Regions from separate parts of the Homo sapiens genome. Here region 2 is linked to region 1. Evidence: chromatin loops called from intact Hi-C (ENCODE). Cell type or tissue: heart left ventricle. All regions are shown on one strand. Links, peaks and the distances in the headings refer to the core of each region. The heading gives the core; the rest is flanking DNA. Region 1 has its middle 300 kb from the start of HGF. Region 2 has its middle 83 kb from the start of GNAT3.

Region 1 (10,803 bases), core at 1,837-9,836:
CAAGGTTTGTAATGAAATATAAAATGGAAATAATTTTTTATGATAGATTATTGTGCCAAATTAAATCTTACTAAAGCAAATATATACAAAATTGCTTTCTTGAAAGAGGAGACCAAAGCTTCATTCACTGAGCCTCTAAGGCATCTTTTAAAATATTCCAGAGCTCACTGTAACAGAACTTGCCACTTAATGAGCATTGCTTTTGTCAGCTTTGGGAGAGTTATATGCTTGAAAACACTAAAAATTTCCTCCTGGCCAGGTGGGTGTGGTGGCTCAAGCCTGTAATCCCAGCACTTTGGGAGGCAGAAGCAGGTGGATGACCTGAGGTCAGGAGTTCGAGACCAGCCTGGACAACATGGTGAAACCCTGTCTCTACTAAAAATACAAAAATTAGCCGGGCGTAGTGGCGGATGCCTGTGATCCCAGCTACTCAAGAAACTGAGGCAGGAGAATTGCTCGAACCTGGGAGGCGGAAGTTGCAGTGAGCCAAGATGGCACCATTGTACTCCAGCCTGGGTGACAGAGCAAGGCTGTCTCAAAAAAAAAAAAAAAAAAAAAAAAAAGACTTCCTCCTTCGCTTCACTTTAGTATCTCAAAGTCCCCAAATTAGTCAATCATTTGAATTAACTCACTGAATGTTTCTGTTAACATATCTCTTAGAAATTTAAGAATTTTGGAGAGGCTTTTAATGGGGACCTACCGCCACCCATATTTGGGTCTCAAGTAGAGATGAATTTAGTTCACAACTCATTGGTTCATAAAAAGTAATTATCATTCGTCTGTACTGGGCCTTTTTCTTATTTTATATTATTTCATTTCCTCCCATTGCTCATGCCTTCTCTTCTTCCTGCAATAGGGGCTCATTATAATGTGATTGATATAGGTACTTAAATTGAAAAATAAACAATGATGTTTTGTGTGTATATTTCAATTTCCATAAATGAAATAGTTATGAATCATATTCTGTTGCTATTTTCAGACTCAAAATTATTCTATTAAGAGCCATCCATATTGCTTTATGTATACCCACATTGATGCTTTAATATTGTGGCTATATAATATTCTTTCTTATGCATTCACCAAATTGTATTCACAAATGCCTAGTAATAGACAGCAACAGATCCTGCAATTAAACACACACCATACTGAATAAAGTGTCTATACATGCCTTTTAATGCATCTATCCAAGAATTTCTCTGGTGAAACCTTTTTTAGAAGAGATATTACAGGACCATGGGATATACACAACTTTAATTCAAGACTGCACTCTAGAATGTTCCCAAGTTTACACTTCATCCTCATAAACATTGGCTTAACCAGTATTGTATTCATTGCCTACATAATGTGTATCGAGTGATTTTTCATTGTTTCTTTACTTTCATTTTTCTCATTACCGGTGAAGTTGAGCACCCTAAACATACTTCTTGGCAATCCTTATTTTCTCTTCCATGAAAAATGGATTTATATTTTCATCCATATTTTTCCAATTAGGTTTTAAAATTTTTATATTGATCTTCAGTACTTCACCTTATATTCTAGATACCCATGTCGAATTAACTCGATTCTGGCAATAATCTTTAACAGTCTTTGCACATCTGTGCATTTTTTTTTTTTTTTTGAGACAGAGTCTCACTCTGTTACCTGGGCTGGAGTGCAGTGGCACAGTCTTGGCTCACTGCAACCTCCGCCTTCTGGGTTCAAGCGATTCCCGTGCCTCAGCCTCCCAGGTAACTGGGATTACAGGCACACATCACCATTCCCGGCTAATTTTTGTATTTTTTTTTTTTTTTTTTTTTTTAGTAGAGACAGGGTTTCAACATGTTTGCCAGGCTGTTCTTGAAATCCTGGCCTCAGCAATCTGCCCACCTCGGCCTTCCAAAGTGCTGGGACTACAGATGTGAGCCACCGTGCCTGGCCTGGTTCGTGGTTTCTGACATGTTTAAAAAGTACTTCCTCTTTTATTTATTTTACTTATCATTTATCTCTCATTTGATTTTGAACAATCTTGGAATAACTTTCTCAAAGGTAAGAGGTAAAGAAGCAACTTTGTCATCATATTGTTAATCAGTTTTCCCAAAGGAATTTTATCTACTGAATTTGATTTTTTATGCTGCACATGTTGTATACTAAGCTTCCATTTTTACTGCTGGTGCAGGGTCCAGGACCCCAGTGCCTGGATAGTTGTGCTTCTGGGCACATATACCCTGAGTGTTATCCTATTACCCAGTCCCCAGATCCCTACTCTTATCTCCCTTAATCCTTTTAATGGGTTGCTTGAAGATAGAAGTCGCTCAAAAACCTGTCTTAGTTGTTCTGAAGGAGAGGTTCCCTCTGAAAATCTAATCAATACTGACAGAAGAGAGAAAACTCACCCCTTTTAAAAAATCTCAGTAAATCATTTTGCCCTGCAGTGCTCCATCAATGAATCAGTGATGTGATGTACTTTACTTCTTGAAACGTTTACTTAATTTCTCAGGACAGGGAATACTGTGGTAGAACAAAAGATTAAGTGTTCAACTATTATTTTCAAATTAGATTTCTGAAAACAGTAGATTTGAAATTGTATCATTTTTTGTTTTTTGTTTTTTGTTTTTAAGATACAAGTGTTACACCTGGAAACAATAAGGCTCATACTGTAAAGCCTTAGATGAAGGGATACAGAATATGATATAAATTTCAGCACATGGAGAGCCCTGCAAGGGACTTAAGACTGACTTGTTGATCTTTGCTGTCATTGTCAATAATTACAGCAAGCAATAGATGGGCCAAAAAGCCACCCCCCAGAGACATTCCACTGCCAATCTCCCCAGTATACAAACATTACATGAAGGGGCACTGGTTATTCCAGTTCAGGATTTGCTGTTAAACTTGACTTGGATCACATAACATTGATTTGGGTAAGTAAATAGGCAGAATCACCGAAGATCTTCAGTCATGATGATCATACATGGTGTTATCCAAGGCTGATTGGGCCTCAGGAGAAACATATGGATTTGTAGCATTCGGAAAATTAAGACAAGTTTGTGCAGATCCATAGGTTTGTTTATACATAATGAGGCTCCATGTTCCAGAGCTGCTATTAGGGCATCAAGAACAGCAGAGTGGTAGAGGACAAACCATATACATATGAGTTTTTCTGTTTTCATAGCACTTGGATGCTCTGGACAAACACAGCACTGACTCAGATTGTCAAGTGTAGTTGCCTCTTGATTAACCACACTGTGGTGCTAGACCTATGGGGAAAAGGGACCATTAATTGTTCTGCTCTTTCCTGAGTCTCCTGGAGCTGAGGTGTTCCCTATGTGCCAGGGTTTTTCTTCCTCCACTACTAAAAAATCCACATGTTCCATTTCAATGGCTATACATTCAACTTTTCTCCAGTCATCCCCGATTCTCACCCAGATCTTTATCTAGAAGGGTCAGGCACATGTAGGACAAGGGCATTATATCTATTATATCTCCCAACTTGGCCTGCATGGGTCACTAAGGGAGACTCAATGCAGGAAGACGAGGTAGCTCACAAAAGTGGTCATGATATTTATTTTGTTCCAATAATCAAAATAGCTCAATTAGAATTAAGTTTGAGTGCTCAAACCCCTTTTTGTCTCAGCTTCCACCCAGAGATTTACCAACCCTAAGGGGTGGTTGTCAAGGGAATGAAGAAGGCATCAAACCCAAGTACTGTCAGTGCAGAACCTGAATCTTTAATATAGGTCTATATAACCATTCACTCCATTTGTCCTGATCATTACTCAGGAAATGGCTAAGAGGAGATGATCCATTCAAAAAGATGACTATTTCATGCCCAAACTGCCTTATTAAGTATAGGGACTTGTAGGGGAAGAGGGAGATAGAGTCAGAAATTTTTGAGCTGAATTTTGAGGAGGCTGTTTCCCCATTTGGTAATACCAGATGTCTATGGAAGGTAGGGAATGTGGAATATCTATGACATTTCTTGACTACTGGTCCATTGTTAACTGGCTTTTGTGATAAAAGACACTGTATTTTCTGACTGCAAATGGCCTGGAAACCTGAAAAGGTGACACAGATTAGTTTCAAGGGCCATAGTAGTGTGGCTGGAATTGGCCAATTGGACGAGAAGAGCAATAATGTAACTTGATAACATGTCAACAGCAATGAGTGTGGCATCATTGATAACCCTGAGAGGAGGTCAAAAGTCCAATGTAGTCAATCTGTCAGGAGCAGGTGGGGTCACTATAGGCTCTACATCCTGTGGCCTTCTTTACCACTGGACAAATGGCTATCTTTCAGCAGGAGTCAAAAGTCTGATAAGCAACAGTAACTTATCAAAACATAAAGTCTATTTTTGTGCGCAGTCTCTAATGTTGGATGAATTGTCATGTGCGGTTTAATGCTGCAGCTAGTTGGCAGTCATGGTCATCTAGGCAGTGCAGGTTTTATTCGGAGCTGGATTTCAGCCAGTCTTATCAGAGAACAGGTTATTAGCATGGGTATTTAAGCAACTCAAACATCTGATAGGCAGCTGTGGCTTATTGCCACAGTTCGCCAGTTTTCCAAGTGGCAGTGCAGTTGGGTATGCTATTGGCAATTGTCTAAGAGAGAGTCAAAATCGAACATTTTGTCTTTAAAATTATTATTTAAAAGTATTATATAGTCTTTAAAAGTATTATCTAAGGCAACGGTGATGTGATGATGGCTTTCAATTCAGCCCCTCGTTCTGAAACTTACTGCAGTTGGTCTTCCAGAGTTATTATCGGGGAAAGACTGGGGATGCCACCCAGTGGACACTATCAGCTATTAACTCAGCTGAATCATCAGGGAATCAGGTCCAAGCCTTTAGAGGAAACTCTGTAAATCAAGGCCTCCATTGAGCTTGCAGCTTTGATTCAGACAGCAGAATGAGAAATAAAATTTCCCCTAAAAGGGTAGGTGCAACCACTTCATGTAAAACCGAGATGCCACCAGGGCCAAGCCAACTATACCATTTCATTTGATCAGCAAGGCTTGCTGGTCTCTTGTCAGTCATGGAGTCTGATTGATCCACCCTAATATGGGAGGACTCAAAACTTCCAGCTTGCAGCTGCTCAGTTTCAGCAGGACAAAAACTCTCTTCCGTTTAGAAGGAATTTACTTGCTTCAGGCAGGTGGCGCCCTTGTACTGGGAAGTTGCCACTCCTAGTGTTCCCACAGCAACTGTCAGCTAAATGATCACGAAAGCTGTGATTTTCTTCTTTCCTCCTTCCTCCTGGATTCTATTCTGTTTTTGCTGGACCACATAGGGGGAGACAGGAATCACCACTCTACATTGCGCAGTACCTGCACAGAAAAATTAACTCTAGACTTTATGAGCACTTACAGTACAAGCACATAGCACATTAATTCCAATTATACATCCAATAGTGGAAACTACAACAGTACATTGAATAGCCCCAAAGGCTGCCCCCTCCCCTCCCTGAGGTCGCTTTAATTTTCCTTTTCCACTGCAATTTGCCCAAATCTATTAGTTGAGTCCAAGTACATTTTTCCTTCTCAAGCACATAGACCAAAGTGTTTAACTATACTGGTCAGGGGCTCTAGCCACAGCCACTGGGAGATTATACTATTCTGTAACACAAAAGTACAGGAATCAGGGAAGTAAGGCCACGAGGGACTAAGATGTGGGAAGAGGTCATAGAGGAAATTATTTTTCTTTCTCTGTCCTGAAGGAAATACAAGTATTTTTCCCTGAAATATTGAGGATTGTTAAGTTAAAAACATCAAGGACGCAAGAAAGCACTCTGCCTCAACCTCTGTTTGCCTGATGGCCAGACATCAATCCTTCCTTACTGTAGACAGCACTTATCAGGCCAGAGAAGGCACCAGCAGGCACCAGAAAAATCTGGAAACAGATTTACTGTCTTCCCACATTTTTTCACTTTTTAAAAGACTACAACTGCTCTTTTTTTTTTTTTTTGTCTTGTCACTCTATAGGATTTATGCCTCTTTGTTGAAATGCTATTTAATCAAGGCCCAAGCCAGTGCTTTCTGAGAGAAATACTTTTGAACTGAGGCTTCTCCAAATGATGGGTACAGCATTTGTTAATAAGCTTCTGCTTGTTTTTCATTTATTAATTTGATGTTAGTTTTCAGGAGAGTGTCTCAACTAAGAATCTAAAAAGGGAGAGAAGAGAAATGATGTTTTCTTCCCTACAGTCTGCAGCTTCAGGTTAAGCATTTTCTCCTCTCAAGTGCATCTCCAGACTTGAGTCTGGGGACCCTTTTCTGCCACTCCACCTTCCTCCCTTTATGGTTCCTCCCCAAAATTCTTGGCCCTATGGCCACCTCTATGTTTAGCATACCCTCTCGAGGAACTCAACTAGAATAGTGACTTGTGTGCCTGTATTCAACATAGCTATAAAATTGTGAGTGCTTCTTCTTCCCAATGTTCCTTAGCATACTCAGCCTTTTTTCCTGAAGCAAGAGAGGTCAGTACAAAGGAGAGAGAGGGACATGTAAGAGTGCATGGAAGGGGAAAGCAGCTTTGCTCCAGACTTGACTAGACTTAGCATTTACTTAACAGTTTTAAGGAACTGTACCCTTGGTCTCCCAGGCTCAACAGTCTTTTAATATTTTCTGTGCAATTAAAGTTCTAAGTCCAACTTGCTGAAACCATTTCCTTTAGCTATATGTCCACCTACTTCCCTGTTGTCATGAAAACATCCTTCTTCCTCCTACCTGGAAAAGCATGAGCCATTTAAGTGACATTTCAATCCCATTTCTTGCTGCTCAGATTCATTCACAGATATAAGAGCAGGGGGCTTTACTAGTATTCCTCACCCACCTCCTAGGCAAAAGTATTTATTAACTGATTCTAGGGAGTCTTATAGCTTCAAACCCAGTCCAGGTCAGCTCTTGTCTTTCCCCTCCCAGAAAATTCTGTCTGTGCCAACATTTCATGCTTGTCAAAATGGCCAGAGTCTGGGGTTTTATTCTGCTTACCAACTAAGTTAGCTTGTTACTGTGTTGTGGATGCTTGCAGAAGACACACAATTCCAGTATCAGAGACAAAAGACTTTATTTAGGCATAATGCAGCAAGTAGCAAAATCATCTTACTTGCGTTTGTTCTCCTTTTCCCTCCCACCCCCGCCTTCAGTCCCAGTGGGGCGGGGTGGAAGGGTCCAGGGAGATACTGTGCATTCAATGTGTTTTTTTATTGCAGCTGGGAATCTGAGCTTGGGAATTTACTGCTTTTATTGTAAGTAGTAGGCAATCCTACTTTTCGAGTGGATAGGTTACCTCACCATTCAAGATTGCTGGCTGCAAATTCAACCCAGAAAATGGTAAGGAATGGTCAAAGCCTTATATTTTTGGCATAACTGGCAAGAAGTAGAGGGAGCTCAGGGCCCATGGAAGATTAACATTTACTACAGATAAAATAAAATAAATGAAACATCATATTTATTTGTAAATGAAAACTAAATACATTTTAACCTTAAAAGCCACAGGAGATTTTACAGATAAAAACTAATATTTTGAGTACATAAACATTTAATGTTTTCAATGTGTCTGAACAACTGAATTTATTTTAATATGAACACAAAATATATTAAAGATTTTAATAACTTTAATTTATTTGGAACTAATTCAGATTGGTATGATAAGCCCCCAGCATTATAATAGATAAGTGGATAAAGGATATAAATTAGTAGTTTATAAAAGGGCTTCTAATGACTAGAAATATTTAAAAATATTTCAATATTTCAATTTCTATTTCAAGTATACAAAAGGTAATATTTTTATTTAACAAACTAACTTTTCTTAAGGAAAACATCCAGCGTTGGTGAGGTTTCTGAGAAAACACTTTCACACAGTACTTTTCAGTAAAACTTTTCTGGAACTTGCAAATGGTTATCAAAAGGTTTACAATGATTATGTTACTTAATGGAGTAATTTATTTCAAGTAATCTACCTTAACACTTTATCATAGAATAAGTACTAAATGTATTATATGCATTTTTGGTGCACTTGCAAATTCTGTTTGAAAAGTGGCAAATGATAAATAAACGCAAAGCTCCCAAAGAAGTCTGAAAATGAGATACATATTTATTGTCAAAAAATTCAGTTAGAAATTACATATAAAGAGAAAAATTTGAAACAGACTTAAATTACCAGTAGGGAAATGAGTTTTAAGATAAAGGCTTATATAGGAGTAGAATATTTTTGTAACAAAGAAAGTGCTTTTTGCAAATAGTCTACATTTTAAGTAGGAAAAAGAAAACTAAACGCAATGTGATTTGTATTTTTTTAAAAAAATAGATACCTAGATAAAAGCAAAACAAGAACTATAATGAAAATTTTCAAATTATTACGTCTTGGCAGTGGGAGTTTACAGAGATTTCTTTTGTTACCTTATGCTTTCCAAATATTCCAATAACATGATGTGATCCATACCATATTTAATTATGTATCATCATATAATTGTTTTTATAAATTTTAGTGAGATTTTTTTAAATTAACTTTAAAGGTATATAAAATTATTTTAAAGTACCATTCAAATGTTAAAATAATTGTAAAAATATTTTAGAATGTTATTCTGAAAGATCAAAAATTTTGTTTTAATAGATATTGAAAAAGTTGAAAAATAAGAGTTGAAATATGCTTCCAAGAACATGACAACTAAATTTAATATTGAATGCTGGATGGAATTCTGGGACTGAAAATGGATATTAGATAGAAAGGAAGGAAATCTGAATGAAGTGTAGACTTCTATTTATGACAATGTATTAATATTGGTTCATTAGTTGTGGCTAATATAGTTGTGACTAATGATATCTAATTAAACTAAAGAGCTTCTGCACAGCAAAAGAAACTACCATCAGAGTGAATAGGCAACCCACAAAATGGGAGAAAATTTTCACAATCTACTCATCTGACAAAGGGCTAATATCCAGAATCTACAATGAACTCAAAACAAATTTACAAGAACAAAACAAACAATCCCATCAAAAAGTGGGTGAAGGATATGAACAGACACTTCTCAAAAGAAGACATTTATGCGGCCAAAAAACACATGAAAAAATGTTCACCATCACTGGCCATCAGAGAAATGCAAATCAAAACCACAATGAGATGTCATCTCACACCAGTTAGAATGGCAATCATTAAAAAGTCAGGAAACAACAGGTGCTGGAGAGGATGTGGAGAAATAGGAACACTTTTACACTGTTGGTGGGACTGTAAACTAGTTCAACCATTGTGGAAGTCGGTGTGGTGATTCCTCAGGGATCTAGAACTAGAAATGCCATTTGACTCAGCCATCCCATTACTGGGTATATACCCAAAGGACTATAAATCATGCTGCTATACAGACACATGCACACGTATGTTTATTGTGGCACTATTCACAATAGCAAAGTCTTGGAACCAACCCAAATGTCCAACAATGGTAGACTGGATTAAGAAAATGTGGCACATATACACCATGGAATACTATGCAGCCATAAAAAATGATGAGTTCATGTCCTTTGTAGGGACATGGATGAAATTGGAAATCATCATTCTCAGTAAACTATTGCAAGAACAAAAAACCAAACACCACATATTCTCACTCATAGGTGGTAATTGAACAATGAGAACACATGGACACAGGAAGGGGAACATCACACTCTGGGGACTGTTGTGGGGTGGGGGGAGGGATAGCATTGGGAGATATACCTAATGATAGATGACGAGTTAGTGGGTGCAGCGCACCAGCATGGCACATATATACATATATAACTAACCTGCACATTGTGCACATGTACCCTAAAACTTAAAGCATAATAATAATAATAATAAAAACAGCAATGACTAAATTTCACAAGATAATTGGCATGGGATAGGCCCAAACTAGTCAGTATCTCCTGGCCTCTTCCAAGTCTCATTTTTCTTATCAATAAAATGAAAAATTTAAACTTAAAAAAAAAACAAAACAAGAAAAAATTGAATACGGAGTATTTGGGAAGTCTTGGCACTATCTTTACAACTTTTGTTTTTAAATTCCGGGGTACATGTGCAGGATGTGCAGGTTTGTTACATAGGTAAATGTGTGCCATGGTGGTTTGCTGCACCCATCATCAACCCATCACCTATAAATCAAAAAGTATTATAAAATGACCCATTCATTTAAAAAAATGCTTCCAAGGGGTCTTAGAACACCTTGTGCACCACTTTGTGCTGCTATAACAGGGTACAAAAGACTGTGTAAATTGTAGAAAAACAGGCATTTATTCTCTGACAGTTCTGAAGTCCGGGAAGTCCAAGATCAAAGCAGCAGCATGAGCTGAAGTCCTTCTAGCTGCACTCTCACAGAGTGGAAGATAGAAGAGCAAGAAAAGAACTTTGTGTCCTCCCATGGCAGAAAAACAGAAGAGAGAAAACCCACTTTCACAAGCTCTTTTTGAGATAGGAATAGCACTGGATAGTCTCAGGAGGATGGAAAAACCCAAACAACAGCAAAAACAAGAAAAAGACAGAGAAACCACAGGATTACAGAAAACCCAAAGTAGGAGAGAGAAAACAGCTAATAACACAGTCAGGGTGACATGTGCAGGACTCTTCCAAGCAAACCCAAATAAGGGAGAAAGGAGTCGGTAACCAGGGGTCCTTGAAATCCCCTTTTTCCAAAATACCTAATGATTATTCTACCCCCAAATTAAAGAAACACCCATAAAGCAGGAATGCTGGGTGGTCACAGTAGAAGTAGGAAAATACCAGGCAGCAATTTCACCTAGCAGCAAGACAGGAGCTATTAAAATTAGCTATAAGGGCAAGGATGGGCCTGGGCTGATAAGACCCTAACA
Region 2 (10,803 bases), core at 1,073-9,072, 1.0 Mb after region 1:
CTCTTTGCCTCAGCACATGGGGCAGCTGCCCTCCACCAATGAGGGCAAAGGGCTGGTGTGGCAGCCTTTCTGGGTACCCACACTCGGTGGGTCCTGAGCTCTTGTCCAGCATCCAAGAAGATTGAAGTCACATGGACTGTTGAAAGATGGTGAAGGTAGAGAATTTTATTGACCAATGAAGATGGCTCTCAGAGGAGAGGGAGCTAGAGAAGGGACAGGAAAGGTATACTGGTAATCTTCCCAAAAATCAGGTTGTCTTTTCCCAAAGTCAGTTCATTTCCACCTCCACTGACTGAGTCTGGGGTCTTTATAGGCACAGGATGGGGAGTGTATGCTGATTGGTTTGTGAGTATGTAACAAAGGTTAAAGTAAAAACACCAGTCAAAGGTGGGCACAAAAGCATAGAAAACCAATTAGGAAAGGGTAGGTATATGTAAAATAGGTGAAGGGTGGGGATTAATCAGAGGAAAGCACACCAAACAGGAGGACAAGTTCTCAATCTAGTCCCAGGATTTAGCTTGTAGCTTGGATTTCAGGTTTAAACTGTCTTCAGCTTGGAGGTGAGGTTTCACCGGGTACCTGCCCCTATCTGCCTAGGCATTTGGCTGCCTCCTGTCACTATCAGGATGACCAATTATAAAGAAATTATGCTATAGGGAAGTAAAAGTCTTAATAAAAAGACTAGAATGATTTTGTTATCCCTTAGATAGCTCAAAGTTGCATTAACTCATGATGTTTCTTCTTTTTTCTTTTGGGTAATATTACTTCCTAGAACAACTACAAAGTAATATTACTTAAAAGAAAATGGACTGTGGCTCTCAGGTTTGCTTGGTCTATGTGGGCCTGGAAATTCTAGTAAATCTATTTGCTCAATAGGGTTTCCTATCTATTATTCATCATGGGTCTCTCCTATTTTGGAGAAATACTTAAAAATCATGGATATTTTCATGCTGTCAATATCTAGGATTCATTTGGCCTAAGAAAAGCTGAAAGCTGTGTAGTTTGACAAAAGACTTGCCAAGAAAGTTAAATATATCTAGTTCTCCTTTTCCCATGTTTGACATTTCCATGGAGGAAGGGAGACAAGGAAAGAAGTTGCAAATATATTAGCATTCTTTCTGTTTTTCTCTGCCTGATATACTCCATGGAATCAATCTTGTGTGTACATTTAGGGAAAAAGTCTTTACATGATTACAATAAGCCAGATCTCCCTTCTTCCTTTTTTGCCTCTTCACTCTCCCTCACTGAAAACCTCTGATTTAAAGGCAGGAAAGCTTTAAAAATGTACACACTTTGGGATTCAGCCCTGTTGCTGGCATGTGTCAATAGTTCATTCTTTTTATTACTGTGCAATATTCCATTGTATTGATATGCCATAATTTATTTATCCATGCACATACTGATTGACATTTGAGTTGTTTCAAGTTTGGGGCTATTACAAATAAAGCTGCTATGAATATCCATGTAAAAGTATTGGCGTGACATGTTTTCACTTATCTTGAGTAAATGCTCTGGAGTGGAGTGACTGGGTCATATGACAGGTGTATCTAACTTTTGAAGAAATGGTCAAACTGTTTCCCAAAGCGGCTGTACCATTTTACATTCCCACACCCATGTATGAAAATTTCAGTTGCTTCACCCTGCCAACACATGGTTTGGTCATCAACCTTTTACATTTTATTAATTCAAATAAGCATATATTACTCTCATTGTAGTTTTAGTTTTCATTTCCCTGATGACTACAAACATTGAAATTTTCATCTGCTTATTCACCATTCTTATACCTTCTACAAATTGTGTGAGTCCACTTACAAATTCTTGTGAAGAAAGTGGTAATGACTGAAAGCAAGTTAGTGATTGCCTTGGGACAAGGCAGAAGAAGGGATGAGTTGCAAGGGGCACAAGGAAACTTTTCAGAGTTATGGAAATTCTTGTTATCCTTATTAAGGTGAGGGTTACACAGACATATACAGATGTCACAGCAAATTAAATTATATACTTTAAATATATGCAGCTTATTGTATTTCAATTCAATTACACCTCAACTAAATTATAAAAAATCCAAAAACTTTATTAGAAGTAAACCAAAAGCAAAATTCTAAGCCTCCCAACCAACTGAACAGACTCCTCCTCACAGCCAAAGGCATTCTAAAGTTAATTTGAAAAACTAGTTCAGGCCATGATGGGAAATGAGGGTCTGACATGCCTCATTATACCCTTCTCCCTTTGGAATTCAAGCACAGTTGACCAACATTAACATGAAAACAGAGGCCTTAAGACTGATAGAACAGACTCTTTAAGACTGGTAAGAAATATTCCCTTCCACGGATTCTATCTGCATAATGGGAACCTCGCTGTCCATAAACTCTTATCTCAACCCAGACATTCCTTCCTATTGATTTTAGTCAATAACTTAACTCTTTAAACCAATTGCCAATTAGAAAATTCTTGAATCCACCTATGACCTGGAAGCCCTTGCTTCGAGTTGTCCTGCCTTTCTGGACTCAACCAATATACATCTTACATGTATTAATTGATGTCTCATATCTCCCTAAAATGTATAAAACCAAGCGGTAGCCCAATCACCCTGAGCACGTGTCAGGACCTCCTGAGGCTGTGTCACTGGTTCCAGGTGAGGTGTCAGAGCCTCAGCAACAGAAAATGGTTAATCACAGGTAGTAAGAAGAATTTACCAACGATGTTATTGGCAGTGAATCCATACAGGTCTGCAGCAACCTCAATTCTTGCTCCTCAGAAGAAAGAATTTGACTGAGGGGCATAAGGTAGAAGGAGAGACTGAGGCAAGTTTTAGAGTAGGAGTGAAAGTTTATTAAAAAGTTTAGAACAGGAACGAAAGTATACTTGAAAGAGGGCTGAGCAGGTGAGTTGAGAGAGTCAAGGGCCCTGTATGACCTTTGACTTGGGGTTTTATATGTTGGCATTCATCTGGGGTCATGTGTCCCTTCTCCCCTGATTCTTCCCTTTGGGTGGGCTGTCCACATGCACAGTGTCCTGCCAGCACTTGGGAGAGGAGCATGCACAGTGTTTTTAGTGAAACTATATGCATGCTCATTTGAGGCGTTCTTCCCTTACCAGCTGAATATCACTAGAAGGCCATACACCAGTTAAACTCTACCATTTTGCCTCTTAATGTGTGTGCTTGAGCCCACTTGCCTAACTCCTAAGATCTTATCAGGAAGCTGCTGATCCCTAGTTTCAGGTTTTTTGTGTTAATTGGGAGACTGCCTTTTCCTGGTGTTGGCTGTGGCCAATTATCTTAGAGAGACAGGTAACAACCACTTCACCATCACTTGATGGTCACCTGACATTTCTGGTGGGGGGTAGGGGGGCTCCCTCTCCTGCGGTGCTCATGTCTGACTAGCTACCTACTCTAACAATAAAATATATAAAACTCATGTTTGGTTGCTAAACTGAAGGAAGTCACAATTTATTACCGCAGAATATATTTCTTGGATGTATTTTGAAATGGCTGCCACAGGGCCAGCAGACTGAAGTGGCCCTGCAAAGCAGTCTTTTGTGGCAGAAATTTGCATCTGTAGAGAATCTCCATTAATGCAGCTAATGTTTCCTAGATCCGTTTCTAGGCCCTTTCCTGGATCTAGGATAGATTAGCCGAGAGTCTGACACCTTTAATGTTCCAAAAAGAGACACCACCTAATCTCTCTGAGGGCTTCTACCTCTGAGGTTTTGTCAGAAGCATGTGAACCCGAGCAACTCCATCTTGAATAGGAGCTGGGTAAAATGAGGCTGAAACCTACTGGGCTGCATTCCCAGATAGTTAAGGCATTCTAAGTCACAGGATGAGATAGGAGGACAGCACTATATACAGGCCACAAAGATCTTGATGATAAAACAGTTTGCAGTAAAGAAGCCGGCCAAAACCCACCAAAACCCACATGGTCATGAGTGACCTCTGGTCATCCTCACTGCTACACTCCCACCAGCACCATGACAGTTTACAAATGCCATGGCAACATCAGGAAGTTACTCTAAATGGTCTAAAATGGGGAGGCATGAATAATCCACCCCTTGTTTAGCATATCATCAAGAAATAACCATAAAAATGGGCAACCAGTAGCCTTCGGGCCTGCTTTGTCTATGGAGTAGCCATTCTTTTATTCCTTTACTTCCTTAATAAACTTCCTTTCACTTTACTGTAAAGACTTGCCCTAATTTCTTTCTTATGTGAGATCCAAGAACCCTCTCTTGGAGTCTGGATCGGGACCCCTTTCCCATAACAGTTTTCGTCTACACAGCAAGACCACCTTTGCTAGGCAAGCCTCCTATTCTGCCCCTCCCATCACCTATCTTGCCACAAAAACCTGATTTAACAGCATAACCTGTTTCTTCCCATGCTCTGAACCAACTGTCTTTCTACAACCTCAAGGTGGTATATAAGCTTCAGTATCTTACTGGGGGTTGAGTCTTCATGCTGAAGGCTCCTCTGTATACATGTCAAATACATGTGTATGCCTTTTCTCCTATTAATCTGCCTCATGTCAGGAATTTTTGAACCTCCAGAGGGCCAAAGGCCTTGACCCCTACACAACAAAGCTTATTTCTTACGGTTAATTTTGAACATTCTAAAGCCAGAACTAGTGTATTTAATTTTAAAATGTTGTGCTCATTGAGTAAAAAAATGTAAGATTGTCCAGAAACATAATATTTATCTTAAACCAAAAAGCTTAGTCACTAGATGATTTGAATTTCTCTTCCATTTTTACATTTCTGGTCTGTGTCTTCAGCAACAACCATGATTTTTCTTCCATTTGGTAGTAATTGTACCTTCAACACCCCAAAATAATTTTTGAAACAAAGTGTTCAATGTAATAGCAATGTTATGAACCAAATTCATAAAATCACAAACATAGGATGTATCATATTTATAACAAAAACTTGGCATGGCCCAGTGGCCTTCTAACCAAAAAAAAAAAAAAAAAAAGAAAAAAAAAACGCAAAACAAACAAAAAATAAAACCTTCATTTTATAGCATTATTGTGTCTTTTTTTATTTAATCATTGACAAATAGTACTTTCTTATACTTCAAAGTTTTAAATGCTGAAATATCTTTTATGCATCAATGTCCAAGCATTGACTTTACAGTATTTTTCTCATTACTCTGAATTTTAAGAATTATGTTTGATATTAAGTTAAAATTTATTTGCTCTTTACATCAATCTATAATCAAGAGCATTTCTAAGAAGCTCTCTTACGATTCTCAAATAGGATTGACAAAATAGCTCTTTTAACTAATGCATATATAATGCAATAAAGGGCAAAACTATAATCTACGTATTTCATTAAATGCTTTCTGAAGGCAGGACCCAATTATCAGAGGTTCAGTTTCTTCACTACTTACGGTCGAATCTTCAAAAGGTTTTCTTTGTCTTGTATTGTTTGCGGTAGAGTAAATGGTTGCATAGGTGGTTGTGTGCTGCTCCCTACTGGAGAATAGCAAAGTCATGAATTCATGGGTAAGGCAACAACGAGTCTTCTTATCATTGTTTTCCCAGCTCTGTTCAAGATAGAAATTTAGGGCTCAGGTATATTTAAGCTTTCATATTTTATGTCCACCCTAGACTATGTTTCTAAGTAATAAAATAGGTTACAAATCTAGTCCACAAACATATGCCACACTCACTCTAAATGTCAGCAAATGATGTCCTCTTTTATTGTATTTATTTATTTTTTTTGAGATGGGATCTCACTGTCACCCAGGCTGGAGTGCAGTGGCATGATCTTAGCTCGCTGCAGCCTCAACCCCCTGGGCTCAAGCAATTCTTCCATCTTAGCCTCCCTCATAGTTGAACTACAGGCACATGCCATTACGCCTGGCTAATTTTTGTAGAGACAAGTTTTTGCCATGTTGACCAGGCTGGTCTCAAACTCTTAAGCGCAAGTGATCCTCCCACCTCAGCCTCCCAAAATGCTGGGAGCCCCCGCACCCGGCTGATGTTCTCTTTTAATTTATGAAAAAGATTAAGGCCAACATAACAGAAGGACATGGATAATGGTTAAAAGCAGAGTTAGACAGGTCTGGCTTTACATCATACCTTGATTGTCCTGTGATATTAGGTAAGTTGCCTAAACATTAAGCCTTACATTTTATCATCTATATAATGTGAGTTATCCCACGAAATGTTAGTTATCTCATAAGATCATTGTGAGAATTAAATTCCATGCAGAAAGCACTTATCATGGTTCCTGGAATATAATACATGCTTAACAGGTGTCAAAGTAACAATGATAATTCAATTAGCTACTCGATATTTTCTGCAACCAAAACCAAAATTTCTCCAAAAGCAACTTCCCTCCCTACCTCAGTATGTCCCTATAAGAATTGTGTCAGGTTCTCTTGAAGGCTCCGCCCACACTTGTGTTCTTTGTCTTAAGCTCTATCGCATCACCTGCTACTTTTCTCTATTAATGAATCCCTCTTTTAAACTTCTTTTCCTATGTACTGATTTTTCCTCCCTGAGCACAAACAAACACGCTTTTCTGTTTTGAGATTTAGCCCTATCATGACCTTTTTTTGCAAAACCAAAGTTTCTAAATATGAGTCTGCATTGGCCACTTTCCGGTCTCTTACTCCTTGTTACGTAGTACTACTTTTCTCACCCTACTCAAACTCTTTTTTTCAGGGTCACCTATGTTTGGTCTCCTTTTGGCCACATTTAATATCCATGTCTCTATTCTTGCTCTCTGTGAGCTATTTGCAGCCTCGACTTGGTTTTCTTCAGTTTCAGAACACAGCTCTCTTTTCCTCCCTTCTTAAATTTCCCCTTCATATTGACTGCTTAAATATGGACATAGCCTTGAATTATCATTTTGCCTCTTTCCATTTTGTTCTGTACTGTTTCTGATCTTATCTTTATTTTTGTCTTATCACTCATTGCCCCCTCTGTGAATGAGTCTCATGTCCACCATTATCAGCCACATTTCAGTATGTGTTCTAAAGCCCGATGGCTGTCTTTATTTCGAGAGCTCAATGATATCTTTTCCCCAAACCGTCTCCTGCTTAGTTTCCATATTTTTTATGTTTTATACCTTACTCAGGCTCATGTTCCTAGATTGATCTTGATTTATTTCACCTTCCTATTCCCTATCATCAAGTCTGTCAAAAGTCTTAAGTCTCCAGAAACTTTTTCTTTTCAAAATCAACTATTCTTTTGTTTCTATTCCCAGAGCTTCAGTTCTAGTTAGGGTTCTTATCTCATGATACCAAACAATAATTGTCTCCTACCTGAACCCCCTGAAGCTACATCCTTTACATTCAAAGTGGTTCAAACACTTTCGTAAGTCCTGCCTTTCTAATCCAGTGCTTTCTGTATTCCTTCTTTGCTGAAAACTTTCATATTGATGTCATTTCAGAGTTTTATAGAGTCAAAAGGAAATAAAGTTTGGAAAGTAAGTTAGGAATCACATATTCCAACCTACTCAGTTTATTAATGAGAAAATTTAAACCTAGGCAATTTACATGGTTTACCAGAGGTTGCAAAGTTAGTAGCAAACTAGAATTTAGGCTTCAGATGGCATCAGTTGATTTTTCTGTACAATCGTATAATTTGCTGTCAAAAGATTAATACTAATTCCTCAAACAAGTACATAAGACCTTTTGTAATCTGGGTTCTGTCAAATGCTCCACACATGGTGTTCAGACAATCCGGTTTATTCACTGTCTCTTAAACACACCTGTGCAAGGCTGTCTCTGTGTCTTTGCTCAGGATATATATATACACACACACATATATATACATATGTACATATATATACACACATATATACATATATATACACATATACATATATACATATATATACACATATACATATATACATATATACATATATACGTATATATACATATATACATATATATATCTGAAATTCTCTCTTTTCTAACTCTTACCTTTACTGTAACAGTTTCACATACATCTTCCATTAAGACTTCCCATTAATTCTAAATCTGTTCATTATTTTCTCAGAGTTATTGTAGTAATAATTATGTTTCCTTTCTTAAATTTGGCACACATGATTTGTGTTTTTATATTTATTAAGAAAATTGATGCTTTTTCCATAGTAATTCATTCTCCCTTTTTATTGTATAGCAACCTTGTGGTTTCAGAGACTGTTTTTAGTTTCAATGACAGGTACTATCCAAGACTCTGACATGGAAGGCTAAAACTTAGAATTATCGGGTTCTCCTTCTTCTAAAAATCCTAAACCTTGGATATGAGGTCCACACCACTGCACATAAGAACAAGCAAAGTGAAGAGAGTCAAGGGAAGCAGAGGCAGGACTTGCCAATTAAGTTATCTTTATCCTCCCTACCTTAGGATGTGACATTGTGATATATTTATTTTTTATTTAACTCAAAGTGATTTGGATGTGTGGCTACTTGCAAAGTAAAGCAGACTGATTGAAACAATGCTTCTGTTGTCTGTTCCAACAAGAATTTTACATCTGTGGGAGATGTCATCAGTCTCATGTACCTTTTTAACCTAAGTGCCAAACCCAAAGTGTTGCCCATAAGGGGAATTTAATAAAATTTACTGTAATTTGCATAGGTTTATATACTATGCTTTATTATTCCTATATTTCCGTATTTCTTGGTATCTTCTAGAAACACTTCTGAACATGTCCACCTAGCACTTGCCAGATCCCATAAGACTCAGACCAAATGTGTGTATATGTTTATGTGTACATATGTATATTGATACTTAGTAGACGAGCTCCTAGTTATTTTTAGATAATAATTATTGCAATGTCTAATAAATTCACATACTGGGATTCATTGGGAATCTGTACAACTATAAAATAAATGGAAACCTTTGTGAGATTGGTATTAGAGAAGTATTTGACTGCTCCTTGTAGCTACTTCTCTCTGTATGCCTATTTTTACTTGCACCCCAGACTTCCCACTCTGGACAACATCTACGAAGTGCTTATACCCAAACTCGTAGATCTGACATACACCATAATCATTTTATACATTAAAACACATTGGTTCTATGCTGTCCAATGACTGTGTTTCTTCAAAAATGTCCAAGATGGAAAATAAGTAATAGATGCTAATAATATCTTAATAGAGCAGAGAAAGAAAACATAATATATTCATCATAGCTCTCCTCCAACTTTTAAAAGATACTTGTGTTGGCCGGGCATGGGGACTCACACCTGTAATCCAGCACTTTGGGAGGCTGAGGTGGGCAGATCACCTGAGGTCAGGAGTTCGAGACCAACCTGACCAACATGGTGAAAGTCCGTCTCTACTAAAAATACAAAAATTAGCTGGGTGTGGTGGCAGGTGCCTGTAATTCCAGCTACTAGGGAGGCTGAGGCAGGAAAATCACTTGAACACTGGAGGCGGAGGTTGCAGTGAGCCAAAATCACACCACTGCACTCCAGCCTGGGTGACAGAGTGAGACCCTATCTCAAAAAAATAAAATACTTGTGTTATTATTGTGTGTATTAATATCGAAAGTGACATTGCAAGCGAACTTTTCAGAGCAAGTTGGATATTAGATTAAAACATTAGAAGATTTTTAGTAGTATCCACTTTGATTTTATCATCCAACATGTATTTTGTACCTCTTGTCCTTTTTACCAGAACCTTGATGTCTTGTGTGAAACCACATCTCCCTCAATCTTAAATCATGTGGTATATTAGACAGGACTCTTCAGAGAAACAGGTCAGGAGGATGGATATATATCCAGAGATATTTATTTTAAGAAATTGGTTTATATGAGTGTGGGGCCTGGCAAGTCGAAAATCAGCGAGGAGGCTGGTAGGCTGAAAAGTCTGAGAGTCAGTGTTGCAGTCTTGAGTGCAAAGCCTGGAAACTCACGCAGAATTCCTTCTATCTGGGCAACCTCGGTCTTTGCTCTTAAAGCCCTCAACTGATTACATGAGACCCATTCATAGTATGAAGGGCAATCTGCTTTACTCAAAGTCAACTGATTAAAATGCTAATCACATCTAACAAGTACAATATAGAAACATTTAGGCTGTTTGCCCATAGCCTAGCCAGGTTGACACATAAAATTAACCATCATGTGAGCTTGGTATAGAAAGGACTCTCCACTTGATTCCAAGAGTCAATTTGTGTCTTGAACCCATAACAGTAAGGTCACTACATTCTTACTGGGAATTAAACATAGAGTTACTATATGATGCAGCAATTCCACTCCTATTTACGTACTCAAGAGAATAGAAAACACAAAAGCTTGTGCATAAATGTTTACAGCAGCATCACAATCTAATATTAAAACATTTTCTTTCTTGCTTAAAGAAACCCTGCACTGATCAGCAGTCAATCAGCATTATTACCCACTCCCATCTTCCAGCAGGATCAATTGTAAATCTGCATTCTATCTCCATAGATTTGCCTATTGTGGATATAGGCAGCTGTTTACAACAGCATTATTCCCAAGAGCCAAAAAGTAGAAGCAATGCAAATGTCTATCAACTGATGAATGGATCAGTAAAATGTGGCATATCCATACAATGAAGTATTATTTAACAATGAAAAGAAATGGCATATTGGTACATGGAATGACTTTTATTTTCAATGTATGAACCTTGAAAAACATTACGGTAAATAAAGAAGCCAGTGACAAAAGGCCACATATTGTGTGATTCATATACATAAAATATCCACAATAGGCAAATCTATAGAGACAGAATGCAGATTAACAATGGATCCTGCTGGACAATGGGAGTGTGTGATAATGCTGATTGACTGCTAATCCATGCAGGGTTTCTTTTAGCAGGAAAGAAAA

What was found. Hi-C counts contacts between places; a loop is a spot of excess contacts. Peaks named below come from ENCODE experiments on the same cell type or tissue, not always from the same donor. Only the 100,000 strongest peaks of a DNase experiment are listed, where the experiment ranks them.
Region 2: it touches region 1 in a loop (6-fold over the local background); 14 of 110 quality-filtered maps call a loop at or near these places.

What each region holds. Positions count from the first base shown.
Region 1 is chr7:81,464,533-81,475,335 of GRCh38, reverse strand. No RefSeq gene overlaps it. Among named protein-coding and RNA genes, the nearest start is that of HGF, 300 kb to the left of the region's middle. In heart left ventricle, for the core only: a CTCF peak has its summit at 5,121; a DNase peak (open chromatin) is centred at 5,115.
Region 2 is chr7:80,423,290-80,434,092 of GRCh38, reverse strand. No RefSeq gene overlaps it. Among named protein-coding and RNA genes, the nearest start is that of GNAT3, 83 kb to the left of the region's middle. In heart left ventricle, for the core only: a CTCF peak has its summit at 5,471 (motif pointing left); no DNase peak of the experiment used is centred there.